2 separate regions of the Homo sapiens genome follow, and region 1 is linked to region 2. A link is an interaction called in ENCODE POLR2A ChIA-PET data of the cell type or tissue named here. Cell type or tissue: PC-3. All regions are shown on one strand. Each heading gives the region's core, and the rest is flanking DNA. Links, peaks and the distances in the headings are about the cores only.

Region 1 (15,830 bases), core at 5,927-10,926, 73 kb after region 2:
GTTTTGGGACACAGTGGGGAGTAAATAGTCAGACCTCCTTCCTCAAAGAGCTGGAATTCTGACAAAACTTAAATTTCTGTGTACCTTTTAAGAAATGTATAATTTTAGCCAAAAGATAATAAATAAGAGTGATGTGTTTTTTAAATACATCAGTTTGATATAGGAAAGTATAAAATAATACTTTCTGAATTTTTATGAGACAACTTCAAAAGATTCTATTAGAAAATACTTTAAAGTAAATAAATTAATTGGCAAACAACTTACTGGGAAAGCATTTGCCATCAAAATAACCAAAGAATAATTTTATTACTATAAAAAGATCTTGTAGAAATCATTAAATAAAGCAGGATCCCCCAACAGAAAAAATGTACTGAAAGTATAAATACCTTAAAAATAAGTAATACAAATGGCTTCCAGATATGAGAAAATTGACCTCTGTAGTAATAAAAGAAACACAAGGTAATTCAATCTGACATTATCTGTCCCTGTACTGCAAAGATTTCCGTTTTTCAATCATGATACTTAGTGGTGGGTAGGTGTGGCAGAGCCAGTGCGAATTGACACAGCTTTTCTGGAAAGCTGTTTGCAGTATGGATGATGAGCCTTAAAATGTTAAATCCTTGTACTTAATGCTATTTTTAGGGGTACACTCTAAAATAGTCACTGATAAAGACAAAGATTTATGTACATAAAAGTGGATAAAGGGTTCAAGATAGGACATAGATATTGAGCTTATAGGATCAGAAAATTAATTCTGTGACCTGAATCACAATAAGAGTTTTCAGAACTTCCAGAGATCTCATTTTGACTCTATTGTGAATGGATTGAATGGCCTTAGCAAAGATCTACAGCATCTGAGTTGGAGTCTCCATCCATTTCCTGGTTGGGAGACTACATTGTACTGGTTTAGTGCTAAAGCAGAAGTACAGATCTTAGAGTTTCCTTATGCTCCTGCCCCAGAGAGCTGCTGGAGGCTTCTGCTAGCCCAGAGATTGGATCAGAGCCTTGACATACCTGCTAGGAGCTCTCTGACGCCATCTCCAATCTCTCAGTCTTGCCTTCCACCTCCATTCCAGATGTTAAGTTTCAACACACACACACACACACACACACACACACACACACACACACACTCGGTGGAGAGGAAGACTGAAATAAAGACATCAATGAGTTTGGAATCAATTATAATAATTGCAATGCTTATATAGTGCATATGTCAGGCAGTGCATTTTATTTATAGTAACAAATTTCATCCTCACAATAACAATAAATAAAATAATAGTACCATAAGGTAGATACTATTATGATCCCCATTTTACAGATGAGGAAACTGAGGCATAGTGACTTGGCCAAAGTTATACTAACAGAGTATGGCAGAGCTGGGACTTGAATCTAAGCAACCTGGGTCTAGAATTAGGCCTTTAAATCACTGTATCATCCTGCCTTTTTAATAAAATCACTGAAAATTCATGTCCTGACTTTCCCACTTACCAACTGGGTAACTGGGAAAGGCACTGAACATCTCAGATACTGGGTTTCCTATTGTGAAACAGATACAGTAATACCCACCAGACTGAGTGCCATGATAAGGGAATGAAATGATGTGTGTGAAGTTCTTGACACCTAATGCACATGGAAATACTTATGGTATTATTACTCATAAGCATATTTTAATGCACGTGAGTCTGTACCTTGGCTTTGCCACAATATTTAACTGCCACTGAAAAATGACTTGCAAAGACAAAGCTGTGCTGGCCTGAAACATTTTGAGGCCCATTCCTTGTGTCACAGCATTTGGTGGATATACAGCTTACTAAAGAGTGCTGATCCCTACCTCTTGGCCAAGTTTCCAGGCCATCTGCACATCCTGGAAAACCTGATGACTCTAGACGAGGTCTCAGCCCATTGTGGGATCCACTGTAGTGGGTTTGACAAAAAACTGTTGGCAGTTTCCTATCACTGTAGTGTGCGGCAGCTAAGTTTGGGCACAAAGGAACTCACCAATATGGACTAATACGTAACATCGTGGGCTTGAGAAGTGAGCTTGCTTGTCTGTTTGATCCCATGAGCTGGCTTCTAAGGAATGGCTGTGGTACAGAATTTTATACCAACCACAAGAATGTAATTATAAGCACGTCTTGATCTACTTCCCACTTATGTGGTCACTGCTTGACATTTTGATCCTGCAGAGTAAGAGTTCTAAGAAAAAGAGAAAAATAGATTCCTCATATAGCCTAGAGTAGAAATGGAAAGGGAAACATTTGTCTTGGGTAGTCCTGTGTTTCACAAGTTTAACAAGTTCTTGTGTTTATTTATATAATGTATATATCTGCTTGTTGTCTTTAATTTTCCTTTTTTTTTAAAGGTATAAGTTAACTTTGTGCTTAACACTTCCTGATCTCCCACTTCCTTAAATCACTCCAACCTCTTGCTTCTGCTGTCACATCACCTACTACTTACTTTGATCCTCTTATTTCTCACTTTATAAGGACCCTTGTGAGGACATTGGGCCCACTCAGATAATACTGGATAACTTTCCATCTCAAGATTCTCAACTCAATCATATTTTTAAAGCCCCTTTTTCCATGTAAGGTAGCATATTCACAGGGTAGGATGTAAATATCTTTGGGGGAGCCATTATTTAGCCTACCATGGTTGATCAAATTTGTGTCTTAGAAGTATCACTCTGAGGATCACATATAGAGTTGATTTAAGAAGTATGGCAGAAGTTCAGGAAAATAAATTTTAAAATGTTGCAATAATACAGGCACAACTTTGAAGAAAGATATGACAATGAGGAGGGAAAGGAGGATATGAATTCCAAAGATATCCAGGAGTTTAAATTAGCAAAGATTTCACGACCGGTAGGAAATAAAGGAGAGGAAAGAATCGAGGTTGACTCCCAATTTTTGATTTCAGTTAGTTTGTTGTGATATAATTAACCTGCAAGGAATGCATGAGAATTTGTGGTCAGGGGACAATTAGTTCAGTTTGAGCCACACAGTTTGAGTGGCTGATAAAATATCATGTTGTTGATAACAATTGTCATTGGAAATTCAGGCCTGAAACTGCCATAAGAAAGAGATCATCTGGGGAGAACACATTGAGTAGGAAAAGAAGTTCAAGAATAGAATCTTGGAGACTCCAACATTTGATAAGAATGGCTGGGTAACAGGACAGAGAAGGGAGGAAATAGAGATGTCATTGAAGTGAAGAGACGAGAGGCTTTCAAGAAGGAAGGTGTTGGCTGTGATGTCAGATATCTTACGGAGCCAAGTAAGATCAGGCCTGACGATCTATTGGACTAAGCGAACAGATAGAAGGTAATGTTGGATCTTATTAAGAACAATTTTAGAGAGCCCATGAAGCCTGGAGCTGATGGAAGTATTGAGGGTGAGAGTGAAGTTATTATTCAAGAAATGTGATTGTAAACAGAGGGAAAAAATTGGATAGTCAATACAGAGAGAAGCAGGTTTCCCCTAGTGATGGCAGTGGATTTCACATTTTATAATTTAAGGGAAAGCCATTGGGGAGGTAGAAAATTAAGACAAGGGAACAAGAGATTGATGGAGAGAGGAGATGAGTAGTATCAGGTGGTAGAGGAGATAAGTGAAGATCGCACGTTTAAGGGTTAGCTCTATAGACAGAAGTGGAGAAGGAGGCATATATGTAATGAGTGAGAATATAGATAGGTACATTAAAAGGGGATATGGCAAAGATGAAGGAAGTTGAGCTTGACAGCATCCATGTTTTCTATGATGTAGGTGGTAAAAGCATCTCTTCACTCAGGAGCTGCAATCTGAGCTCACAAGCTCAGTCTGGGGTATATGTGCACAGATTTGGATCCCAGCTCCACCACTTCCTAGCTGGGCAACCTCAGGTGGTTGCTTAACTCCTCTCCAGGAGTTCAAGACCAGCCTGGGCAACATGGCAAAACCCCATCTCTACAAAAATTAGAAAAATTAGCCAGGTATGGTGATGTGCATCTGTAGGCTCAACTACTAGGGAGACTGAGGTGAGAGGATTGCTTGTGCCCGGGAAGTTAAGGCTGCAGTGAGCTGTGACTAAACCACTGCTCTCCAGCCTGGGCCACAGAGTGAGATCCTGTCTCAAAAAAACAAAAATCAAAGTGCTTATTAGACTCATTTCTTTAGCTTTTTAAGACTTCTTCCAATAAAAAGTTGTTTAAAGTTTTAATATGTATCAGTGTGCCTTTTGGATATATCTGATCTTCAACTATAGCATAATTTATTTAAAGAATGTAGTCCATACATATTATTTTAGCTTGATGCCACGGATAATAGGTCTTGTTTTAAATTCACATCTGGGAGAAAGTTTGATATCATATTTATACCTGCAGGTCTAATAGGATGTTTTATAAATTTCATTGTATGAGATCTTCATCCTGTGATTTCTAAATTTGGGCATCCTCAAGCCTGAGGGCTATCTGTGATCTCATGGTAAGGAGTTCAGGGTCTTAACTAAAACATCTCTATCAATCACTGCAGCAGGCTAGCTATCCTCAGATGCAATGTGAGTTTTCACCAGTCTAGATCCTCTGGTGTCCAGACATTAAATATGGCTTAATTTATCTCTAGATTTTTTTTTTTTTTTTTGAGATGGAGTCTCACTCTGTTGCTTGGGTTGGAGTGCAGTTGTATGATCTTGGCTCACTGCAACCTCCGCCTCCAAGGTTCAAGAGATTCTCCTGCCTCAGCCTCCTGAGTAACTGGGACTACAGGCATACACCGCCATGCCTGGCCAATTTTTGTATTTTTTGTAGAGACGGGGTTTCACCATGTTGGCCAAGCTGGTCTTGAACTCCTGAGCTCAAGCAATCTGCCTGCCTCAGCCTCCCAAAGTGCTGGGATTACAGGTATGAACCACCATGCCCAGCCTCTAGAAATAACTTGATTACATCAAGTAACTTTGAAAAATTATATATATTATATATAATTTACTTTTATTATGTATAAAATGAAAAATTTATCTATATAATTTATCAAAATGTCTTTATATATGTATGTATGTGTGTATATATATACATCTATCTCTATATCTATATCTATATCCATATCTATATGTCTCACCCAGGAGAGAGTGCATATGCGTGAGAGAGAAGCAAGAAGGAATAAGGAAAACAAAAGTAAAGGGAGTGAGAAGAGGAAGAGTTAATGAATAGTTTTCTCTCATTCTGCTAAAAATGCCTGTATGCTCTCTTTTTTCAATCCAGAAAATAAAGTCCCAAACTAATGTGGCACTCTTACAATTTAATCATCAATTCATTGTGAACAACTGGATGAGGAAAAGTTGCCCAGAGTTACCAAAAATAAAATTCTTTAGAAAGGAGAAAAGCCATGCCTTAGGAAATTGGTAGAAGATATGTGATGGACACAGCAGCTTCTCATCAATTGACTTGGTTTTACGTTAAAGGAAACATGCAAATCTTTGTAGGTTAAACCACATATGAAATTCATGAGAGCCTCTTGGGCTTTAGGCACTGACTCTGTGGAAATACTAGCTGTAAGCTGCTTTCTTAGGGAAGGGATGTTTATTCTGTCACGGTGCTACTGAAACAGCTCAAAGTTACCACCTTAGAAATCTAGCTTTCACCAGGTACTTTAAAATTCCTTTAAAAAAGTGTATTTTATTAATTTCATTCATAATTTATTAGCCCTTAAATTTTTCCAGTAGCATTTGATCTGCCAGAGCTTCCAAATGTAGGATATTTTGTACTTCGAATGCAAACTAGTTGTCTCTTGAAACTGGGTAATGGGAAAAATTTAGCACAGAAATATCCCTGTGACCAAGTTTCTGAGTAAACGTGCTAGGGGATTCAGTTGGGTGCTAAGAATACACGGAAGAATACACTCATGCATCCCTCCTTTGATTAATGCAACAAATATTTATTGTCTACTTCGTGTCAGACATTGTTTGCTTCTTGCTTTAGGGATTAAGCAGTGAACAAAGCTGTTGAGGACCTTGTCCTTATGAAGCACATGTCCAGAGTTATGGGAAGCAGAAAGAAAAAAAATACTGCAAATACTTTATATTGTATGTTGTAAAATAAAGCAGGACAGGTGGATCATACCACTCCTTTGTTTAAATTCGTCATTTATTTCTGTGACTTTAGGAGGGAGTCTAAATCCCTTGCCTGTATCCTGGCACTCTGTTTCTTCAGGCTTCTCTCTTGTTGCCCCCATTCTTACTCAAGGCTGCAACTTTCTCTTTTCTTGGCTTGACCCTAGGACTTTTCAAATATACCTCTGAGACCCTTTATCCTCTGCTCCATCACTATCTTGCCTACACCTGGCCAGCTCCCGCTGAACCTTACGTCTCAGCCTAAATACTGCTCTTTTCAGGAAGTCCCAAAATTCTCCCTCCAAGTCTGGTTGTGCATTGTCATGAGTGGTCCCTTACCACCTGGTACATCCATTCATCTCTTAACATGGCGCTTGTTGCCCTGTATTATGGCACTTGTGTGTGTTTTGTGTGTGTGTTGGGGGGAAGGTGTTGTTTTGTTCTGCTTTTGTTTGACTGGCACACAGTTCATACTTGATTAATGGGTGAATGGATAGATGACAGAGTGGATGGATGAAGGAATGAATGTGATAATGTAATGTACTCTATCTGATACTGGACTTTTTAAGGCTGTAGAGACTCCCATTCTTTGAGTTCACACCCAATAGTCCTCCTTTTCCTAATTCCTCTAACGGTGAGTAAATTTTCTTATTAGTGACTCACCAATTTTTCCCGCAGCAGGTGGACAAAACCTCTTTAGTAGACTAGCCTTTCTTAAGCCAGTGGGGGGAGAAAAGATTCTATCTTTTAGGGAATTGAAGGCTATGATGTAATGTTAATAGCATAGGAGAGAGCAGAAGCTTTGCGTGTCTGAAGCATGGCTCTGTGTTGAAAGCTCTTGAGAACACTATGCCGGGGGTGCTTTTCTAAATCAAACTTCATCCATGAAATGTAATTTGGGGAACTTTCCACGTGGCGCCGTGTGGACTCTGGCAGACAATAGTATTTTTATTTGCTAGTAGTTTTCTTTCGGAGAGGGAGAGTGATTTCGCTATTTGGTTTTTTCTTCCATTTAGTGCTGCATAATGCTTATTAGAGACAAAATCTTACTACTTCCCTGCTTCGCGTGCTGTAAGCTACCTAAATGTGTTCTAAGTATTGTCTTAGAGGGCGTGTGTGTGTGTGTGTGTGTGTGTGTGTGTGTGTGTGTGTGTGTGTGTGTGTGTGTTTAGGAATTTGAGCCAGCCCCCACCATTTTCCTGCCCTCCCTGAGGCTGCAGGACTTTAGGATTTATTGTAGCCACTCTTAGAAGGACAGTTGCAGTTGTGTCTGTAGAGAGAGCCTATAAATATCAGGGCATTTGGTAACTGAGAGTAGAGACAACTGTCATAATCATGGGTTCTGCAAAGACTTGAGTCTGCTGGAAGCAGTGTCTTGGGGTCGGCAACAGGCCCTTCAGGAGGATGGCTGGGGAGGGGTTTGGGGACAATCAAAAGGACTATATTTTGCAACTCGCTTATTTTCCTGAAATGAAATTCATAGGTAAGTATAGTCCTGCTATGCACATACTTTGCAAAATCTAACATAATGATCTACCTGTAATATAATATTCATTTTAGCTTACAAATGCTAAAAATAACTATATTAGACATAATGAAGTAGTCAAATGCTTGTACCTAACACAATAAATGTGTTTGGATGTAAGAAAGTAAAATCATATTCAACTGAATAACGCTCATGTTTTTGTATATGAGATATTTTGTATAAGAGATATTCTAAAATTTTCATGTGTCCTAAATCAGACTCAGCCTAATTTTCTCACCACCCTTCTCCGTGTTACCCTCCAACTGGTTCCTAAACCAATCTCTAATCACTATAGTGTGTCAAAAATCCTGTGTTTCCTCTTCATCTCACTCCTGCCCTACCCTCTCCTGCCTCTGATTTATGACAACAGCCGTCTAACTGGTTTGTCTGTCTCTAGGGTGTTTTAGAAAGTTGCGTGGTCACCACAGTAATGGGGTGGTGATGAGTATTTGGTGAGTACTGGCCAGGAATTCTAGAAAGCCTAACATGCATGGAGCAATGCATAGAACAGTGCATGAAAAAGTGCAAAAATGTCCTGGGTCCCACATAACATTTACTCATCCTCTGTACCCTGTGGAGATGAACTTTTATAATTACCTAAACCTAGAAATTAATTCTAGAATCAATCTGGGAACTTTTTAGTTTTTTGGGGAAACTTCTTTGTCATTGAATTTATATGCACAAAGTGGACTAAATTATTATCTTATAAATCTGTTTCGTGACTGTGGTTATTTCTCATTTTTTTTCTTTCACTATACTTGCCTAGGTAACTAACGCATGGATTATACATTTTAATGTGTGTTCATTTTTCAAAGAGCCAGCTTTTAATGTATGTATTAGCTCCATTACTTTTCTGTTTCTGATTCATTGATTGGATTTTATTTATAGAATTTGCTTTCTTCTACTTTCTTTAAGAGTAATTTGAAGTTCCTTTCTAAATTCTTATTTTTCTTTTTTTTCCTGTTTAGTAATTTTTGTTTTAAACTATGAATTTTCTTCTGACTTGTGGTTATATTAAAATTTTATTTATCATTAGTTTTTAGGGATTTTGCAGTGTTGGATTTAATTTCCATGTTGGATTTCTCATGAGTTAAGAGATATTCTAAAATTTTCATGTGGCAAAGATTTATTTTCCTATTTTTGTTATTAATTTCTAATTTTAATGCATTATGATCAAAGAATATGATCTATACTATTCCTATGTTTTGAAACTGAGGTTTCCTATGTGGCCTGCTGTGGATTGAATTGTAAAATATGTTACAGTTCTAATCCCTTGGTACCTGTGAATATGACCTTATTTGGAAATAAGGTCTTTGCATATATAATCAAGTAAAGATGATGTCATAAGTCAAAAAGTAACTGAGACAGGTCTCAATCAATTTTGAAGTTTATTTTGCCAAGGTTAAGGATTATGACCTATTAGGAGGTCCTAGGAACATTGGCCGAAGGTGGTTGGGTTACATCTTGGTTTTATGTGTTTTAGGGAACATAAGACATCAATCAATATGTATGAAATATACATTGGTTTAATAAGGAAAGGCAGGACAACTTGAAGTGGCAGGGCTTACTGGTCGTAGGTGGATTCAAAGATTTTCTGATTAGCAATTGGTTGAAAGGGTGAAGCTGTGCCTGAAGAGTTGAAACTAGCCTGAGTTAAGGCAAGTTGGGAGGGCTAGAGAAGCCTAGGTTCTTGTTATGTAGATGAAGCCTCTGGGTAGCAGGCTTCAGAGAGAATAGATGTGAACATCTCTTATCAAAGGTGTCAGGCTCTCTGGAGAGACCTAGTAAAGGAAGGAGAATCTCTATAGAGTGTAAAACTTCCTCCACAAGAGACAGGTTTGCAGTGCTATTTCAAAATATGTTTTTTCTTTCAGGACTTTGCTGTCATGTAATGCTGTACTAGAGACAGGTTAGAATTTGGTATCTTATGGCTATAAAGAGTCTGTTCTGTCAGTCTTAGGATCTCTGTTATAATGTTAATGCTGGTCAATTTTGTGCCTGAATTCCAAAAAGAGGAGAGTATAATGAGTCATGTTCAACATCCCCTGCCCCACTCCACCATCCCATCATGATCCAAACTAGATTTTCAGGTTTCTTTGGATCCCCTTGGTTGAGACGAGGGTCCATTCAGTCTGTGCGTGGGGTTAGAATTTTATTTTTGGAACACAATATCATACTGCCATACTGGATTGGATTTAATAACTAGTCTAATCCAATAACTGGTGTTCTTTTAAGAAAAGGGAAACTTGGACACAGAGATACACACAGCAAACACTATGTGACAATAGAGACAGAGATTCTAGTGATGTATCCACAAACCGAGGAAGGCCCAGGATTCCTGGCAATCACCGGAAGCCAGGAAGAGGCAAGGAAGGGTCCTCCTCTAGAGCCTTCAGAGAGAGCACGGCCCTGCTGACACTGAGAGAATAAATTTCTATTGGTTGAAGCCACATAGCTTGTGATTCTTTGTTATGACAGCCCTAGGCAACTAATATGTAGCCTAATAAGACATGGCCAAACTTTGTAGATGAAAGGAGCTTGAAAGGGAGGTATATATTTTTCCATGTGAGGATCTACCTTCTTAATTATGTTAAGTCCTCTATGTCTTTTCTTATTTTTGGTTTATTTGAGTTATCAAAGACAGAGAGATAAATTAAACTTATTTATGGCTACTGTCTCTCTATTTTTCCTTATATTTTAATAATTTTTGCTTTAAGAATGTAGATGTGATGCTATTTGATGTAGATGCATTAGGCTCAGAATTTCATTGTGGGTTGCATTTACTTATTATTACCATAAAGTTCTATTCCTCGAATTCAACCATGCCTAACATTAATATCCTTAATATCCTGACCCCTGCTTTACTTTTATTTTCATTTGCTTACTGTATTTTCCCATCCTAAAAGGATGGAAATGATACTTCCAATTTTTTGAGTAACTTTTCTTACATATTATATCACTTTTTTGAGTTTAGACTTCTTAAAATCCAATTAGAGTCCTTTAAAGAAGTGAATGTGTCTGACTTTTATTTATCTGACATACATGTTTGGTTTCTCTTATATCATCTTAAATTGTTTTATTACAGTAGTCACCCCTTTTCCACAGGGGATACATTCCAGGATCCCCAATGGATGTCTGAAACTGCTTATAATACTGAACTCTATATATACTGTACTATCGTTTCTCCTATACAATCACATTGTAGAGGGTGGGTAGCGTATCAAACATGACTATGCTGGACAAAGGGATGATTCATGTTCCAGGCAAGATAGAGCAGGATGAAGCAGGATGGTATAAGATTTCATCACACTACTCAGAATGGTGTTCAATTGAAAACTTAGGAATTACTTATTTCTGGAATTTTCCATTTAATATTTTTGGACCTAGGTTGACCCAGTAGGTGAAACCTTGGAAAATAAAGCCATGGATAAGGGGGGACTGCTGTATATGTTTTCTTTTGAAATATTTTGCTCTGTTGGTGTTTTCTCTATTTTCTTTTGTGTGTTTTCTCATAGCGAGGAAGTTTTACAGCCTACTTTTAGTTATTTGTGCATAGGCATTCTCTGTGGTTTGTGTACATGCCTTGGTGTGTGTAGGTAGTAAGGTGAAAGAGCCTGTGTGAAAGAATAAAGATGTAAGAGAATTTGATGTGCTCCAGGAATGGCAAAAAGATCTCGATAACTAGAGCACAGGCTGTGTCATGGTACATTAGCCTGGAGAGCTAGGCAGAAGGCAGGCCATTGTGAATCTCCTTAGATGTTTGAGAACCACTGAAAGATTCTGAGCAGGTGTGAAACAAAAACAAACCAGTGAGCAAACTCTCTGGCAGCCAAATGGAAGATGGTTGAGGCTAGGGTGAGAGGAGTGACTAGAAGCAGGTCAACAAATTAGATCTCCATCATATTATCTCAGGTGAGAGGTAATGAGAGCTTGTGTGAAGCCTATGATAGCACAGGTTGAGAGAAAAGAGTATGTAACAGGTACAAAAGATTGTAGGTTGATTATACACGGAGGTTGGGTAGAGAAAGGGACTATCTAAGGTAACTCCAGGTTCATGGACATGTAAGTGGACTATAGTTCTATTCATTGGGATAAGGACCTAGAAGGATGGGCAAGTTTAAAGAAAACATGCTGAGTTCAGGTCTGAACAGGATGAATTACAATCACCTGTGGGATACCCAGTACTAGCTAATTGGCAGTGGAAATCAAGGCTGGAATATAAAGCTGGGAACCCTTTGGGTATGAGTGGCAGCTGAAGCCATGGTTTGGGATAAAGCTACAAGAGAAAGTAGCTGTGCTCAAGTAGTAGCTTAGCTGTGCTCTCCAATACAGCAGCCACTAGTTGCATGTGGCTATTCCAATTTAACCATGAGTTAATTAAACTGAAATAAAATTAAAAATTCAGCTCCTCAGCTGCACAAGCCACATTTCAAGAGCTCAAAGACTGCATATGGCTTGCAGCTACCATATGGGACAGCACAGATTATAGAACATCATCAAAGAAAGTCCTATTGGACAGCTCTGGTACAGAGTGAAAAGGGAGAGGTTCAACATATATCAGGACCCTGTTGTTATTGATAACTAGGTGTTTATTAAAAAAGAAGAGTCCAATGAAACAGGCAGAGAAGGAGTGTCCATCCATTGAATGTCTTTGAATGGGCTGAGCATGAGATGCTTTTCTTGCATTATCCCTAATCCCCAAACTGCCCTATAATGTTGGTAATATTAATTATTTTTATTGAAAGTTGTCAAGATTAATGCCTCAAGATCCCAGACTAGTAAGTAGCAGAGCTGGAATTGTAACCCAAATGCATGTAGTATCCTAAATTCAGTAACATTTCAATTGCCCCAGGTTGCCTGTCCTGAGAAAACTCAAAGACAATGGTGCCAAGGAAGAACAGAATTTCATAAATGAAGAATGACAGATGGCACTAAGAGTTCAAGTAAGGTAAGATCAGAAAAGTTTTCATTGGATTATACTACAAGAAGATTGTCACAGACTTTTTTGAGGACCATTTCAATGTAGTGTAAGGGCTGAAGCTCTGTTAGAGTAGACTAAGTCTAGCTGTATAGCTACGTGGAGCATAGGCCGGTATAGCCTGTACTTTTAAGAGATTAGATGTAGGTGATTGTTTTTGCATACAAAAGATACTTCACCAAAAACACATTTCAAGTTTTTGCAAATTTTATGTATTAAATGCTCTAAGGCTGCATTTCTCATCTTTGGTATACTCAGATGAGATTGGACAAGCTACTTCTAACAGTTACTAGTTGTTTGGCCTTGGTCTAGTCACTAAACTCTCCAAAATTTTTTTCCTATCTGGGCAAGGGGTTAGCAATACATGCCTACCTTACCTTAAAGGGATGTTTGAGCATTAAATGAAACAGTGAGTTTGACGATGAGCTGTACAGTGATTTATGATATAATATGCTATTCCCAACAGATCAGACCACAATATTAAAACTCCGCAGATTTAACCACAAAGTTTATGCATCAATTGGACTTTTCATTTCATGTTATCAGCTCTACTTCTCTGAAGAATAGAAAAAAATGTATGAGCTTTTGTTGAATTTCCCCAACAAATCTTTACAGCTTGACACTTGACTTTTTGAAACAGAGGCTCGTGGGTTCCTGTGGGTGGTTCTGACTTAATCTTTGTTCCTTGACTGATTCCACCAAAACTAGAAGAAGGAGAAGAAATTACTTTTCCCATCTCCAAAATATTTAATAGAAATGGTTCAGACTTCTAGCCAAGAAAAGTCAGTTTATAAGATGCATATTCCTAATTATTTTGGTAAATAGATGAGTGCCTAGAGCAAGAACCTAATAAGTTTGTGGAAAAACTTAACATTAGTTCTCAAAAAAAAAGATCACATTGATTACACCAAATGGAGAATGCTCAGAATTCTGTTTGCCTCTGAGCTCCACTGATGACTGGACCGCAGAGTGTTGCTTGGAACCACTGTGGTTTGGTTAAAATGAGGATAAACATGAGAGATGCATATTTGTTACCAGACCAGGGGAAACCTAAGAAGACTTTACAGATGTCTCTTTGGACCTGAACTCAGCAGCTAACATCATTTCTCGCTGACGGAAATATTGCTAACTTCAACTCCCAGGTTACGAACACTAAATTTTTACATACTCTGGTGATATCTTCAGCAGCTCTAAGGAGAACCCTTGATATTTTAGCTCAGAATAAATCAGAGGAGGAGTATAAACTATTTGTCAGTAAAATATTTGTTAGCATCCTCTGAAACTTTTCTAATTAGCCTCAAAGCACATCGAACCCACAACAAGTTTACTGGAAATGTCAGTTATTAAAAAGACATTTTACCGTAATTGAATGCTAGTGTCACATAATTCAGACCACAGCCCCTGGCAGCCCAAAGAAAGAGTTGCTTGTAGCAAACTGTGCACTGACAGGAAGCAAACTTCTCAGCTGGGTCCCACCACAGCACTTTGGCCTTCAGTTGCAAGAGGGAAAAATTACCAACCACTACCCCAGCTATCACCACTGAGTTGCTGTCATTGAAATAATATGAGGCCAGGTAAAATAAGAAGAAAATCAAAGTCCCAGTGAGACTTTTAAAACCTCATTAAAAACATTTTTGGTGAGGGTTGAGGCTTATCATATCACTGATAAATGGTCAAAATAAGGTGGAGAAGGGAAATCCCTGATCCCAGTTGTTGAGGGTTAGGCCATTGATCTGGACTCATTTTCTGACATCTTTGCAGAAATAATATGAAACTCCTCTGTTTTTCAAGTACCATCTAAGAACCAAAATTCCATGTCAGGTGAGTTTTAGTATCATGATTCCCAGACAAATAGGAGAAATTGTCATTGTCCAGGCTCAGGATAGAACACCACCATTGTATTAACAGAACGCTGGCTGCAATTCTCCCTCAGCTGCTGTATATCCCTAGTCCTAGTGACCATTCTGATTTATGAAGTGATGCTAAATTCACCCTTGTGGCACTGAGGTTTCTTCCCTTCTGTTGAGGGCTTATCATCCTATCTGTGCTCAGCCCCGTTTCTGGCTTCCTCAGGATCCTCCATGGATCATTCTCCTGACCCTCCACACATGCTCCAGGCTCCTTTATCTTAACACAAACAGAGAAAAAGCAAACAAATAAATGGTTCTCCACTCAGCACCACTTACTTAAAATTTTTATCTTCTTTCCTTTATAGCTATAAATATTTGGTTAATTGATAGCATCCTAAATGTCAAGCCCAGTGACATCATTATCTAAGGAGTGAAAATGTTTCTACTTCACTAACCAGACCCAATATTCACTGTGTCTGATGTGAGCCATAGATGCTGTCAGTCTTTGAGTCAGGGGTTTACCTAGCTTGCTCTTAAGTGGGTCCAGAATGCAGACTTAAGCTTCTTCCTCGATCCTGGTCTGCTTGTCTCCCTGTCTGGTGGCTCAGGGCCCTTTGCTATGACTGGCAGTCCACCAACCATAAATCTCTAAAAAGACCAGAACTCTAGGGCCATCATTAGTTCTTGTGAGCCCTCCTTCCCTAGTTATGGATTCAGGTTTACCTCTGGTGGGAATTCTTGTTATGTATGGTCAGATTTCCCGGGCAGACCATTGTCTGACCAACTCTTACACATCATACATAGTGTCATTCCATGTGATGTGTCACCTGCATTGTATCATCAAGATAAAGAGTAAATACTATGTTCCTAAGGTGAAACTAAAAATAAAACAGTGTTAGGACTTCACTGACCTTTTTATTATAAGCCAAATGCTAAGCAAGTGAATGACCAGCTTTGGCACAGACAGAAGCTACCGTCTCTTATCTACCCCTGCTGGAGTTGTCAGATCTGAAGGGTGGTGCTATTCCCATTTTAAAATAGTATTGGTACTTCAGTTTCCTATTTGGGAGCTCTATTCTGAACCCACTCATGCTTAGAATGAAGCTTGACAACCTGTCTGGCCATCCTCAGCCCCTCAACACTGGTCAGAGTACTTTTAAACCAGGCAGACCCTGGAACAGCATTCTTGACACTCACCTGGCTCTGAGCACTATGACTACCAGGTGAACCCTCTTCTCTTCTGACAAATGGATTGCTCTTGGCTTCTCTTGTATGTCAAGGTCAGCTTAAACTTCATCTGTGTTTGTCATACATGCCCCTTTGTAATTATGATTTTGGACGGCTGGCTGCTTACATGTCAGGGATCAATCATAAGCTAGCTTAGTCTGTACACCCT
Region 2 (15,830 bases), core at 4,631-9,630:
CTTCTTTTTCAGTATGACTAATAATAAGCTCAGTTTTTGTTTGTTTGACTCTGAGAATTGCTATACATTTTTATTTACTGGGTTATATTAAATTTTAGCAGGTGCATTTAAATGATAATAAAGCTTTCATCAAAGCAATATTTTCATTTTATTTTTATTTTAGGACAAAGTTACATTCCTATCTTTAAAAACAGAAATTTCAAAGCTCTAATGACATGCTTCATTTGTACATGAATGATGACATATGATCCTGATGGAGTGTGTCTAAATTTTAAATAACCACTTTTTGTGAGGTAATTTGTAAATTACAACTATGTGATGGGCCCTGTTATTTGTCCATCCAGTACCTTTCCTTCCTCTATAGAAGCTGGCTTATATGGTACACATGATTTGTGAGGGGGCGTGTTGCCATATTTTTTCTGACTCTTTGGGTGGGAATTCATTTGAACTGTTGGAGCCCCACAGTTGGATTTTCCTGGATGAGTACAGAAGCCTCCTAAATTGGCCTCTCAGTTTCTGCCCTTGTCCCATTAGAGCCAAATTTCCATTTGCTGACCACAGTGATCCCATTAAAATATATCTCAGATCATGTCACTCTCTTGTTCAAAACCCAGTAGAGAGTACCCCATTTCCTCTAGAATAAAACCCAAAATGCTTTCTGGGGGCATGATCTGGCCCCTGGTTATCTTTCCAACCCCACTGCCTGCTCCTCAGGTCCAGACACATGACCCCTGCTATGACTCAGCCCTCGCTGAAGGGGCGTCTGTCTTGACTTTTTCCATTTGGCTCTTCTCTGCCTGGGACATGGTTCCCAGTCGTGTCCATGACTCCCTCACCACCTTCAGTCAGGTCTCTGCTCAAATGTTCTTTCCTCAGAAAAGTCTTCCCCAACCCCCCTATCTAAAATAGCACTATTCCATTCTCCTGCTTTCCTTTTTCAAATCATAATCACAACCTGACATTGTATTACACAATTACATGTTTGTTTATGTTAATCTTCTCCACTACAATGTAAGGCCCATGGGGACAGGAGTTTTGTCCCTTTTTTGTTAGTTCTTGCTGTTTCTTCAGTGCCTAGAAGAATGTCTTGCACATCAACAAGTATTTTTTAATAGGCTTTATTTTTTTTGAGCACTTTTAGGTTCACAGCAAAATTAAAAGGAGGGTACAGAGATTTTCCGTATGCCCTCTGTCCCCTACACATATACAGCCTCTCCCCATAATCAACATCTCCCATGAGAGAGGTACGCTCGTTACCACTGATGAACCTACAATGGCATCATCATCATCCAAAGTCCATGGTTTGCACTCTCAGTGTTGAAACTTCTATGGGTTTGAACAAAGGCAGAATGTGTATCTCTCATTCTGAGTCCCACACAAAGTGTTTGCATGTCCTAAGAATGCTCTGTGTTCACCTTTTCATTCCTCTTGCCAACCTCTGGCAATCACTGATCTTTCTTTTTCAGACTGTCATATGGTTGAATCATGCAGTGTGTAGTCTCTTCAGACTGGTTTCTCTCACTTAGTGATATGTATTGAAGGTTCCTCCATGTCTTTTTATTGCTTGACAGCTCACTTCTTTTTAGGCTGAATAACATTCCACTGTATGGATACACCACAGTTATGAAACCATTCATCTGCTGAAGGATATCATGGTTACTTCCAAGTTTTTGTAACTATGAATAAAACTACTATAAACATCTGTGTGCAGATTTTTGTGTGGACATAAGACTTCAACTCCTTTGGGTAAATACAAAGGAATGTTGTGATTGGTGGCTGGTATAGTGAGAGTAAGGTTAGTTTTATAAGAAACTGCAAAACTGTCTTCCAAAGTGGCTGTACCTTCAGTCAGAGTTCCTGATGCTCCACGTCTCAGCCAGCATTTGGTGTTGTCAGTGTTCCAGATTTTTGCCATTTCATAATGGGTGTGTGGGTATCTTGTTGTTTTAATTTGCATTTCCCTGATGATATAAATATGTAGCTCAGCAAGTATTTGATGAATTAGTGCAGTGTTTCAATTAAATGCCTTAATGGCTAACTTACCTTCCAGCTGGTGAATGCTGCTCTGTGGGAGGCAGGATTGACATTGTCTCACAAAGAGAAGCAGAAGTGACAGCTAGAGAGACAAATCCTGTCAACACTTGAGTACCTGTCTCTGAGATCCTTTCTTTGATCAAAATAGTGTGACTGGAATTTTCGTCACTTGTCACCACAAAAGTCCTGGCAAATGCAACTTGTTGGTATACTGACACTAATGCCGAAAAATAAAGGATGTAATAAAAACTGAAAAAAAATATGAGGGAATAATTAATAACTTCTCATAGCAGATACTACCTGCCTTGCCAACATCCTCTCAGCAGCCTCCCTCTCTCTTCTTACCCTCTGCCTGTGACTGTAACAGTTCACTATTCTTGGCCTAAGGGCTTCTTTCTATTTTCACATGAGGAAGACTGGAAGAGCTAGGGGTTTAATGCCCTGGGAGCAGTGCTCAGACAGTGCTAAAGATAGTCGCAGGATAGATACCCCAACTTCTTCGTCCCTTGGGCAGGATAACTTTGGGGTATGGGCTACACCATCACCCAGAGGTCTATAGTGGGCTGAGTCTCAGTTGACTACAGTAGCTCCCTTTGGGAACCACCCTGAACTGACTTCCTTCCCTTCCCTGAATCTCTTTGCCTCTTTTCTACTGGTGCTTCCTAGAATCACCACCAAAAAAAAAAAAAAAAAAAAAAAATCCTTGTCTCAAGCTCTGTTTCTGAGGTAACCCAACCTCAGTTTCTATATGTAAAATATTTCAATTTAACCTGAACAAATACGTTAAACATGAAGAAATGTACAAATACAACTTCTAAATCAGGTTACAAGGGAAAAAAACCCATAAAATGGAAATAAAAATGATGAGCACACATTGTGCTTGCTATATGCCAAGTATTATTCCAAGAGCTGCACATATAACTCATTTGAATCCCACAAAAAACCTGTGAAGTAGAGTCCAGAGACTTTAAGGAGCTTGCCTAGATTCACACAGTTTACACAGCTGGTAAAAGATGGAGCCTGGACTCAAACTCAGTCTTGCTCCTTTGTCTGTGCTGTTTGTTAACCATGATACTATCATAGAGATGTTTTAAAAAGGTGATTTATTAGTAATGACATGATATCATGAAAGTATTATGCCCAGTTATGTTGTTTATATGAATAGTGCAGAAAACGAATAACATTTGTTGTCATTATAATCTCAAAGAAGACAGGATCCTCATATAAACAGGAGCAGTTATGAGATAAACACATTTTTAAAAAATCCCTTTAAATGGATGTCAGTTCATGAAAGTGATTTGTCATTAATGTCCAACAGTGAATGACTATGAACAGCAGCTTTTGAGATTGGCAGTAACACAGCTTTTAGGAAAACAGAGGGCAGGCATAGTTTAAAGCTAACATCAGCATGTGTAATGAGGTATCATCCTATTCCCTATGTGGCTTGGGCACTAACTTGCAGCTGAAGAATAGAGATCTGTTTGGGCTTGCAGCCCTGGCTAAATGGCCCTGCTGGTTCCACCCCCCAGGTCTGATGGTCAAGAATTATTGGATACTTCATGTAAAGCACTCAGCCAGGCACTTTGAGATAGATGAAGAAGACTAAGAGGCAGTGTATACTCTCTAGGACCTTAAAACCTAGTGAGGAAGAAAAGCACATGAGGATAACTTGGACTTTTTTTCTTCTATGAGAAAAACATCTGGTAAGGTTATTCAGACCACTCAGCTTCATATGGATTTATAGATGTTGGTGCAATTTTTACTCCTTGGCTTCAGCTATTGAAGCTGTGGCAGCAGGTGTGATTACCTCAGAAGAGCGAAGGTGCAAAACAAACTCTTGAGGTCTTGGGAGCTCTGCAGGTGGTTTCCTTGCAGTTCTTCAAATAAAAGGAAGTCTAAGAGCTTCCTGACTCTGTGATAGAGAATGCTACCATGCAAGGCCATCACTTGAAGCCTTTGCTCTTTGCAGAGGCAGAAGCGTCCCTGAGTGCATTGAGACGCTGGGCTGAAGAGAGGAATGACATCAGCACCAGGTGGGGGAGAAGAGCGATTTCCTTTTTTCTCAGGGTGACCCACAGGAAGGACATGGGAAGTTAGGTCAGAATTGGCTTGACACCTCTGTCCTGGGAAATCCTATCAGGTGACTAAGAAGAAAACAACCCACCAAGTTACTGCTCTTTGCCGAGAGATGGAAGGCACCTTGGGGGAAACCCCTGACCACAGGCCAATAGAACAGAATGTTGTTAGTCTTGCTGAAAAAGCCAACCAGAAAAATACTTCTTCAAATTCACCTGGGGTGACAAGAAATATTTCCCATTCTTGGGTTCTTTCACTTTCCTAATGGAAGCATAGATTGAACACTTTGTGAAATGTCATTTAGATTTTCCCTCTTGTGATTGGCTTTATTTTTCTTTTTAGGAAAAAAAAGACAGAGTGCAGGGCATACTTTTTTTGTGGTTGATAGGATTCCTAATGCAACCATAAATATGACCAGCATATAAGTCATGATCTATGATTCTAATTAGCAAATGATGTTTCTAATTTTCAAATAGGACAAGTTATATATCATTAAGTTTTGGGATGCCTAATCTTTTTTATTCCATCAATTTTTATTTTAAGTTCTGGGGTACACGCACAGGATGTACAGGTTTGTTACATAGGTAAATGTGTGCTATGCTGATTTGCTGCACAGATCAACCCATCACCTAGATATTAAGCCCAGCATCCATTTGCTATTCTTCCTGATGCTCTTCCTCACCCCACTTCCCCAACAGGCCTCAGTGCGTATTGTTCCCCCCATGTGTCCATGTGATCTCATCGTTCAGCTTCCACTTGTGAGTGAGAACATGTGGTGTTTGGTTTTCTGCTCCTGTGTTAGTTTGCTGAGGATAACAGCTTACAGTTCCATCCATGTTCTTGCAAAGGACATGATCTCATTCCTTTTTATGGCTGCATAGTATTCCATGGTGTATATTTATACCACATTTTCTTTATCCAGTCTATCATTGATGGGCATGTGGGTTGATTCCATGTCTTTGTTATTTTGAATAGTGCTACAATGAACATATGTGTGCATGTGTTTTTATAATAGAACGATTTATATTCCTTTGGGTATACACCCAATAATGGGATTGCTGGTTCAAATGGTATTTCTGTTTCTAAATCTTTGAGGAATTGCTACACTGTCTTCCACAATGGTTGAACTAATTTACATTCCCACTAACCATCTAAAAGCATTCCTTTTTCTCTGCAACCTCACCAGCATCATTTTTTCTTGACTTTTTAATAATCACCATTCTGACCGGTATGAGATGGTATCTGATTATTATTTTGATTTACGTTTCTCTAATGACCAGTAATGTTGAGCTTTTTTCATGTTTGTTGGCTGCATGCATGTCTTCTTTTGAGAAGTGTCTGTTCATATCCTTTGCCTACTTTTTAATGGGGTTGAGTTTTTTTTTAATGTAAATTTGTTTAACTTCTTTGTAGACTCTGGATATCAGACCTTTATCAGATGGCTAGATTGCAAAAATTTTCTCTCATTCTATAGGATGTCTGTTCACTCTGATGATAGTTTCTTTTGCTGTGCAGAAGCTCTTTATTTTAATTAGATCCCATTTGTCAATTTTTGCTTATGTTGCAATTGCTTTTGGTGTTTTTGTCATAAAATCTTTGTCCATGCCTATCTTCTGAATGGCATTGCCTGGATTTTCTTCTAGGGTTTTTATAGTTTTGGGTTTCACATTTAAGTCTTTTATCCATCTTGAGTTAATTTTTGTATAAGGTTTAAGGAAGGGTCCAGTTTCAATTTTCTGCATATGGCTAGCCTATTCTCCCAGCACCATTTGTTAAATAGGGAATATGTTCCCCCTTGCTTGTTCTTGTCAGATGAGATGGTTGGGGATGCCAAATCTTAATTAAAGAAACTGACACATGTTTAGAGTTGCCTGAAGTTAAAAAAAAAAAAATTCTGTGCTGCAATCTAAAAGAAGCTACCCTCTTTGAAGAAGAAAAGAGATAAGAACTTTAGCTTTCTTACTTAGCTTTATGATACCCATTGCCTTTCTAAGTTAAAAGATTAGGAAAAAACCTTTAAATGCCAGTTACCACAAATTCTTTTGGAATTAGGGAAATGATAGCTAAAATTATAGCTAAAATAATCATGCAAGCAAATAAATTAAAACAAAAAAGAAAAAAAAAACATCAGAATGCAAAAAACAAAACAAAACAAAACAAAAAACCCAAATTAAAGTTTGATAAATAGCAAATAAACAGTGGCTTTATAGGTTTTTCAAATTTAAAAAGTCTTAAGAAGGCAATCCCAACAAGGAAGTATTATAAACATGAAAGGAATAGGTTTTTGGGCAATGTAAGTCTGAGTAGGCAGTGACGGTGTTTGCTCTAAAGCCATTAAAGTAAATTTAAGAATTTACTTTTTTTTTTTTTTTTGAGACAGAGTCTCACATTATTGCCTGGGCTGGAGTGCAGTGCCGTGATCTCGGCTCACTGCAACCTCTGCCTCCTGGGTTCAAGTGAATCTCTTGCCTCATTCTCCTGAGTAGTTGGGATTACGGGTGCCTGCCACCATGTCCAGCTAATTTTTTGTACTTTTAGTAGAGACGGGGTTTCACTATGTTGGCCAGGCTGGTCTCGGACTCCTGACCTCGTGATTCGCCTGCCTTGGCCTCCCAAAGTGCTGGGATTACAGGCGTGAGCCACTGCGCCCAGCCAAGAATTTACTTTATATGTAATACATGTATATATTTTAGAGACAGAGTTGCTTAGGCTGTTGCCCAGGCTGGAGCACAATGACGTGATCACAGCTCAGTGCAGCCTTGAATTTTTGGGCTCAAGCGATCCTCCCACCTTGGTCTCTTGAGTAGTTGGGACTACAGGCACAACACACCATGACCAGCTAATTAAAAAAAATATTTTTTTGATACAAGGTCTCAATATGTTGCCTAGGTTGGTTTTGAATTCCAGGCTTCAAAAGATCTTCCTGCCTCGGCCTTCTGAGGCACTGGGATTACAGGCATGAGCCACTGTGCCCAGCCAAAAATTTATTTTAAAATATGAAATATACATTTTTCTTTTTCTTTTAAAGACAAGGTCTCTGTCATCCAAGCTGGAGTGCAGTGGTCTGACCATAGTACACTGCAGCCTTTAACTCCTGGCCTCAAGTGATCCTCCTGCCTCAGCCTCCCAAACAGCTGGGATTACAGGCCATATTTCTTATTTACATAAAAGCTGTAGTCAAGATGCGAGGTTTCAGTAGCTATATTAAAATGTAAAATGGCTTAAACCTAATAGAAGTTTACTTTTTGCTCATGTAAAGTCAAAAATAGATGTAACAGAACAGGAGCTATCTCTTCTCTAAGCAGGACCAGGATCCTTTCATCCTGTGGCTCCACCATCTTCACCATCTTCAATACTTGGACTGTGAGGTCACTGTGCATGTTCGTATCAAGTTGGTCAACAGAGAAGAAACATGGAAGATGGCCCATGGAGGATGGCACACATCACTTCCACTCACATTCCATGGGCTAGAACTCACAAATAAATTTGATGAACAGCAAGCCAGCCTCTGTTCCAAAAGTCTTCCTAGACAGAATGTACATAAGCTGATTTAGTATCTGCACAGTCTCTGCAGTGATGCCTCTCTTTGTTGCTGCTTATTAAAGTGTTAACAGGATCAAGGATTGACCCAGAAATGGAATATTAAAAAGAAAGTTATGCTATAAATTCCACTGAGGGTTTTGTCATTTCAAGAGTGCTTCTGAATGTCCCTGTTGAGGTCATTTTTTTCTCTGTTTTGCCAAAAAAAATCTGCCCTCATTTTAATGACAATCTAGTTTTTTTGTTTTGTTTTGTTCTTTTTTTTTTCTTTTTTGAATCTCATTACCTTCAATATGTTTGGTCAGGTTGGATTGGTAAATCTGGCACATGGGGTTGCCTGTACCTCATCATGAAATCCAAAGGATACCTAGAGGGTCCTTCTACCAGTTTTTTTTTACTCAGCACTGTAGGATTAATGCCAGCAGGCAGTCAACTCATCCGTGTTCATTAGACTCACTTTCTAGGGTTTGATTCTGGAGCAGAGTGGTACAAAGATAAGAACAAAAGCATTGGAATTTACCAATTTGTTCCTGCATGGTGCTCTGCAGAAGGGCTGAGTAGTTTCTGCGGCAGAGACCTTCTGGGATTGCCTGGTAGATTGTCTGTATTGAACATGGTTCCTCAGCTATGTCTTCCATCCATGAGCTCCTCCATATGCCTTCATTAAATGTTACCTTTCAGCTAAAATTAGTCAGATTTGTTTTTTCATATATGTGCACAAATAATTTTAATGATATAATATTAGGCACGTTAAGCTTTCAGGAGCAAATTAGAGAGCAGTAGCTAGGCTGGTTGCAGCTGAGTGGTTAAGAGCATCAACAGTGAACTTAGCCACACCCAGCTTTATCACTTACTAGGCCAGTGACTTTGGATAAGTTGCTTATTTTCTGAGACTCATTTTTCTCCTCTATAAAACAAAAATAAATTTGTCTTCTTTGGATGGTTGTCATAATTAAATGAGATGGTGCATATAAAGCACTGTGGCAGCTGTTAATTACTATGAGGCACCATTATTTTTGCTGATAGAAATCTTTAGCTGCACACACACTTATTCCTAAGCTCCGTTTTACTGGAGCCAAATCCAGATTTATTAAAATTTTTTTTGACTTTTGCAGTCTTTACACTAAGGTTAGGGTCTTCAGTTTAGATATTGCTTGACTAATAATGGCCTTTCCTAATTTGGGAAATTATAACATATAGGTTCTGCAAAACCTAAGACTAAAAATAACAAGGCCTATGGAGACAACTATAGTTGGGACATTCCATTCAATACTTCTCAAACTTTATACTCAGAGCATTAACAAAAGCAACAAAAGTCCTAACCAAAACCAGGCATTTAAAAATCTCTTGGGAATTTCCGCCAGTCATCATAGTGAATCCATTCTTTGCAGCCTGGTAATTTGGACTGCTGCTTCCTCTTTTGAGATGTAGGGCCTGAGGACATGTGTTTCTGGTAGAGAACATTTTGATTCCGATTAAAAATTCCACCTGAGGTACAGCCATTTTCATTAATCCATTGATTTTATACAGGAGGAAAAGTTCCTTCATCTGCACTTGCTGCTTCCCAGATAGTGGAAATTTAGCAATTCTTGAATCCACTAAACCAATTACTACTGGTATTAAAGTAAAACACTTCTATAACTTTTGACTTTTTAAAAAGGTCTTCAAATATTGCTAAGGCTTTTTCCTAAATGTGAGAAGACATATGTTTGGTTGTCCTTTTTTTTTTTTTTTTTTTTTTTTTTTTTTGAGATGGAGTTTTGCTCTTGTTGCCCAGGCTGGAGTACAATGATGCGACCTTGGCTCACTGCAACCTCCGCCTCCTGGGTTCAAGTGATTCTCCTGCCTCAGCCTCCCAAGTGGCTGGGATTACAGGCATGCACCACCAGGCCTGGCTAATTTTGTATTTTTTGTGGAGATGGGGTTTCATCATGTTGGTCAGGCTGGTCTCAAACTCCTGACCTCAGGTGATCCACCCGCTTCGGCCTCCCAAATTGCTGGGATTACAGGCGTGAGCCACCATTTAAGCCTTGGTTGTCTTAAAACATTAACATGCTGGGAAAAATCTAGTATAAACCAAAAATAATTCCACATTTTATCAACATCATTTTCTTATTTGCCAATTGAGCATGAGGTAATCATAAAAAAGTTATAGCAGAACAAACAGTTTAAAAGGGAAAAAATAAAGGAATATTATGCAGTACAGGATTAACTTCATCCGAAGAGAGGTTTGGTCTTTGTCTCCAACACTGGGGATGTAACCTCTATGCCCTTGGAATGTCCTGCCTGATAAGAGTGTCTTTGGTTTCCTAGAGGCCTTAAGCCCTGCGACATAATCTATGCTAACAATGTGATCTATGGTGGGAGCCTTGGGCCACAAAGTATCAAATTGACCTCTGAAAGGGCTAGAGACCAAAGTCAATCATACAGGTGTCAATCTTGTCTATGTGACCAAGCTCAATAAAGTCTCCGGACAGCAAGACTCAAGTAAGCTCCCCTAGTCTGCAGTACTCTGTGTATATTGTCACACATCATGGCTGGGAAAAGTTAGCACTGTCCACTTCTCTACTGGTAGAGAATGACTGGAAGCTCTAAGCATGGAGTGCTCCTGAGCCCTGCCCTATGGACCTCTTTCCTCTGCTGATTTTAATCTGTATTCTTTTGCTGTAATAAACCATAATCATGAGTATAATGGTTTTTCTTAGTTCTATGAGTCCTTCTAGTGAATTATTGAACCTGGGGCTGGTTCCAAACTTTCAGCTGGTGTCAGAAATGAAGGTGGCTTTGGGGACTCCCAGATGTTCCAAATACCACAAGGCTTATAACAAAAAGCCAGTAACTCTGATTCATGCAGTTCCATCTCTAAAACATACTTCTCTGAGGCTATCACTTTCAATTCCTTTAGCTTCATTTCTTAGCTCAACTTCTACTTACCCAGTAAAACTACCTATTTCTTACATTGAATTTTTCCCATTTCAGGTAATATGACTATGACTTACTCTACCCTATACACATATACACTTAGCCCCTTTGTCCTCTGTCTTCCCATTATAGCTATATTACACTTTAGGTGGTAAAATGGACATGACTATGATTAGGTAATTCTTGTTCATGACATTTGTGGTACAATATTACATTTTTTTCGTGCACAATATTTGCTTTTCCTGAAGTTAATAATTGGCTTTGTTTGGTTGGTTTTCTTAGTTTTCCACATACTCATCATTAATTTACCTTCCCCTACCCCAGTCTCTGTCAGGGGTGAAATTTCTTCGTAATGTTCATATTAATTCCATTTCTTTTCTTGGAGACATTTCTCCTGGGCTTCCCAGTCCTTTAGTTCCAACCAGTGCTGGTTGCTCTGTAGGCCTGCTGCACAATGATCCTCTTGGGACTTCCCTCACCACCTGCTAGAAAATAGTCTAGCTTTTTCCTGTGTTAAATCCTTTGTTTCCTGGATCCCAGGTCTTCTTCCTTAATTTAATTTCTTTATTTAGGTTAAACACTTTCTTGACTTTCTCAAGATGCTTCATGAGAAAGGGCACATGGGACATAAAGTCATGAAATCTCCCATGAATAAAAAAAATTGTCTCATCCTAACTATTAATTGTTTGACATAGCGTGAAATTCTAGTTTGGACACTATTTTATTCCAATATTTAAAAACATTGCTCCATCAACCTCTAGCTTCCAGAATAGCTATTGAGAAGTCCGGTGACATTCTGTTTCTGCATCCTTTGTATTTATAATGTTTACAACCTATGTTTTCTCTCTTGAACTTTGAGGATCTTCTCACATACAAGATTCTCCGAAATTTAAAAATGCACTCCAAGGCCTGTCTTTTTATTTTTATTTTTTAAACTCATTGGGCTGGGCATTCGTTGGGTTTTTCATTTTGGAAACTCACATTCTTCAGCTATGGAAAAATTATACAAATAATCTTCTGAAAATTTTCTTCCTTCAATTACATATTTTCTCTTTCTGGAGCACCTGTTACTTAAGTGTTGGATTTCTAAGTAGATTCTTTAGTTTTCGTGAATTTCTTTATATTTTTCCAGTTCTTGGTCATTTTGTTCTTTCTTAGAGATTTCTTCAACTTTATATTTCAACCCTTCTATTGCTTTTAAACTTCTGCCACCATTTTTTTTGAGACTGAGTCTCACTCTGTCACCCAGGCTGGAGTGTAGTGGTGCGATCTTGGGTCACTGCAACCTCTGCCTCTCGGGCTCCAGTAATCCTCCAGCCTCAGCCTCCTAAATAGCTGAGACTACAGATGTGTGCCACCATGCTTGGCTAATTTTTATATTTTTAGTAGGGACGGGGTTTCACTATGTTGGCCAGGCTTGTCTCGAACTCCTGACCTCGAGTGATCTGCCCACCTTGGCCTCCCAAAGTGCTGGGATTACAGGCATGAGCCACTGCACCTGGCTCTACCACCAGCTTTTAAGTTCTAAGAGCTTCTTCTTCTCTAAATGTTATTGTTCCATGAATCTTCTATTACTTTTTAAATTTTTTTCTCTTTGTTATTTTTCTCGGCATTAAACTTCATTTCTTTTATTTATTTTTTCTGTTTGTTTTTTAGACTTTGTATTTTATCCTAAAGTATTTTTTCAAGTATTTTTCTGTTCATTAATGTTGTTTATGTTTTATAACAAAGTCCAAATTGTTGGATTGGGTACATTAAATATATTGATTGGACTTCCTGACTTACAAGCCTCTTAGTAGGGTGATACTTGAAACTGGTGAGTTTCACTGGCAGGAACCCCACATTAGTACATCTTTTCTTTTAGGCTTGGCAATTTCCTAGACACTAGGAATATAAGCCTGATAGTAAGCATTCTGGAAGCCTCGTGTTCTCACTGCTCAGTATGATGACTTTCAAATAAATCCAAACCTTATGAAGGTACTTACTTCCTTCTCAGCTATGCTAAATATCCAGAAGATATCCAGAACCTTGCTGGAAGGTAAACTTCCAGTCTTCAAACAGGTATACGGGGGCAGTGGTGTGGCTAAGTGGGATACGAGGGATCTAACTACATCTTATATACATTTTTCAACCAATTGTCTTATTTTCAATCCCACCCTGAACTTCCTTCTTCAGAAGTGATTAATAACACAATTCCTGAGTTTTCTACTAATCTGCAGTGTGAACTAAATTTCCTCTACTTGGTACTTGCCGCAGTGGAGAAATCTAAAGTTGAAGTTACTCACCACTTGCTCATCTTCTTTCCATCTTCCATAACTTCATTGACATTTCTCATTTGCTTTTGGCTTTTTTTGTTGTTGAGGCTTTATAGCCTTTTATGTTGTTATTTTTGTCTTACGGATTCTGAAAGAATGTAGAGGTAGCATGTATTCTATCTGCCATGTTTCGTGTCCTCAAAACATGTGACCCTTATCATTACTGCAGCAAGGGAAGAGAGAGCTGGAAGGATTCTCAGGGGCTTTCTTTGGCCTTGGCCCAGAATGGTATCTCATGACTTTTTTTGGCCAATCTACTCTAATCCAAAGTAATGTCTGTCATTACTTAGAGTAGATTGGCCAGAAAAAAGTCACAAGATACCATTTAATTGAAAGAGGCCGTGAAGTATCTTATTCCATTTGCTAGGAGGAGACTGAATCTGAATATTGGAAGCCACTAGTAATAATGACTGTGCATTTAATGAGCTCTTACCACATGCAAGGCATTGCACTATTACACATGTTGACATAATTTATACTCATGAAATCTTTTGAGACAGTTATTATTTATATCACCTTTTTACAGACGAGGAAAGTGATACCCAGAGAAGTTAAGTAATGCACTAATAATCGACAAGACAGTAAGGAGCAAAGTCATGATTGAACACACACAGCCTGACTCCGGAGCCTTTGAACTTAATCATTAAATCACTTTGGCTCATATTTCGTTAATCCACAGAAGTTTATTGGGAAAAAATTTTGTGCCAGGCACTGTGTTATGTAGGTAGAAAAAAATAATGAAATACTTTGTCTCCAAAAGCTAACTATATTTACCTGTGGAAAGTGAAATCATAGGTGATTTTTTTCTTTTCTTATGCTGTTCTGTATTTTCTGTTTTTTTTTTTATTTAAAAGATCCCACATAATTTTACAACCATTAAAAAATATTTCCATTTGAAAAATCAATGGATGGGAATTTAATTCTGATACTTCTTAAATTGGTTCAGGGATTGGTGACATGGTAATAATGACAGGTTAAACACTGGTGAGAAAAGAAACTTATCTATTGGCTCATCATGGACTCAGAATTCCTCTGCCAGGTAGCATAGGAGAGAACGTGAACCTGCCAGTCTGCTGTATAGAACTTTTATCATGAGAGATACAGGAGTAAGTTTCCATTGGAAAAATATACAAGTTTTCAAAGCCTCATGCCATTGCCATTTCAGGGGCTACCCTGAGGACAACTCATTTCTTGAGATCACTGGGGTAAAAAAGCACATGACCTGAAGGTTTAAGTACAAGCTGTGAAGTATTATTCCTACAAATTGTATGTATGTTTAAAAATTCAATCCAATTCAAAGCTCAAATTCAAATTAAATTAAAAACTCAAGTGATGGGTAAAATTTCCCAACTTTTCCACCATTCAGACAATGATTTTTTCTGAATTTCTTTCTTTTCTTTTTTTTGTTTGTTCGTTTGTTTTAGACAGAGTCTTGCTCTGTCACCCAGGCTGGAGTGCAGTGGTGCAGTCTCGGCTCACTGCAACCTCCGCCTCCTGGGTTCAAGTGATTCTCCTGCCTCAGCCTCCTGAATAGCTGGGATTACAGGTACACGCCACTATGCCCGGCTAATTTTTGTATTTTTAGTAGGGATGAGATTAGTATTTTTAGTAGAGATGGGGTTTGTATTTTTAGTAGAGATGAGGTTTCACCATGTTGGCCAGGCTGGTCTCGAACTCCTGACCTCAGGTGATCTGCCTGCCTTGGCCTCCAAAACTGCTGGGATTACAGGCATGAGCCACTGCACTTGGCTGATTTCTCTGAATTTCTAAGTCTGTTGGAGTCTTTACTTCTTGCAACCTTAGTCCTTAGTAATGTCTTATATTCCTCATAAATCACAATCATAGAAATGTAGGATATTAAGAATAGAAGGAAACTTAGAGTTCATTTAGAGTTAAGTCTTCATTTTAAAGATGATGTGGTTAAATATGAGGCATGGGTAAAGGCTTTGTTCAAAATCTCACATCACTTGCAGACACAGGACCAGAATTTGGGACTCCTTTCTCTTAGGCCAAAGTTCTTTCCCTTATATTACTTCATGGATTGTTACGTTTTCCCCCAATACTAATTTTCTTGGAGGAAGAGATTATGCCTTTTACTTCTTTGTAAGTTGAATGAACCCATATGGAGGATCTAAGAGGCATAACAACAAGTAAACCTTTGCCCTAATAGGGAAAATAAGCAATGAAATATAAATAAGTCAGTATCTATCTGGATTTCAGTGTTGAGAAGGATTCAGCAGTGATATCTGGATTTAATAGAAAGGAATGCCGTGACTGATTAGTGACGTCTGCCTTGGGTATAGGAGGAGGAAACACAATACATATGTCAATGTGTGTATTTCCCTCTGACCAATAATAAGTCCTCTTAACGATATGAACCACCTGGAGAGGATGTACATGGAGAAAAGGTGGGGAATATGGATACCTATTCTACCTATTCAGCAACAAGAACAGGAATCAATCCTAGCTTCCAATGTGGTGACATATGCTCCTACCGGATTGTCTCACTGCTAACTTCTTTGTAACCCCTAAAGCTATGGATATCTAGTAGGCATTCAATTCAATAAGCACATATTAATTAATTGAAATTGGGATATAAACCAACATTTTCACAATAGAACTTTTCATCCTTCTTTGGAAACCCCATATCAATCGAAGTATTTGGCACTTGGTGCATTAAAATTCCTTGTGGAACAAAAATACAACCTTCAAAGCAGGACCATGAATCTCTGGATTATCAATACACAATCCCATCTGATATAAAATTAAGAATATTGTAATCTGATGATTGTACTGTGTAAGTAGCATACCTTCTATATTCTTTGAACCACTCCTCAAAAATGGCCAGAAGGCACAAAAGAAAAGGGGGGATTCAGAAAAATCTTCCTCTAACTTACGGGATTTTATGAGTCAAATTGCGGGGAAAATCTGACTCCGTGTGGA

The links. Peaks named below come from ENCODE experiments on the same cell type or tissue, not always from the same donor. Only the 100,000 strongest peaks of a DNase experiment are listed, where the experiment ranks them.
Region 1: POLR2A ChIA-PET joins it to region 2 with 6 read pairs; 2 of 35 experiments call an interaction of 5 or more read pairs at or near these places.

What each region holds. Positions count from the first base shown.
Region 1 is chr12:68,092,600-68,108,429 of GRCh38, reverse strand. No RefSeq gene overlaps it. Among named protein-coding and RNA genes, the nearest start is that of IFNG, 59 kb to the left of the region's middle. In PC-3, for the core only: no CTCF peak of the experiment used is centred there; a DNase peak (open chromatin) is centred at 7,999; H3K27me3 peaks cover 677 bases.
Region 2 is chr12:68,164,095-68,179,924 of GRCh38, reverse strand. No RefSeq gene overlaps it. Among named protein-coding and RNA genes, the nearest start is that of IFNG, 12 kb to the right of the region's middle. RefSeq lists an enhancer at 3,958-4,017. In PC-3, for the core only: no CTCF peak of the experiment used is centred there; no DNase peak of the experiment used is centred there; H3K27me3 peaks cover 1,723 bases.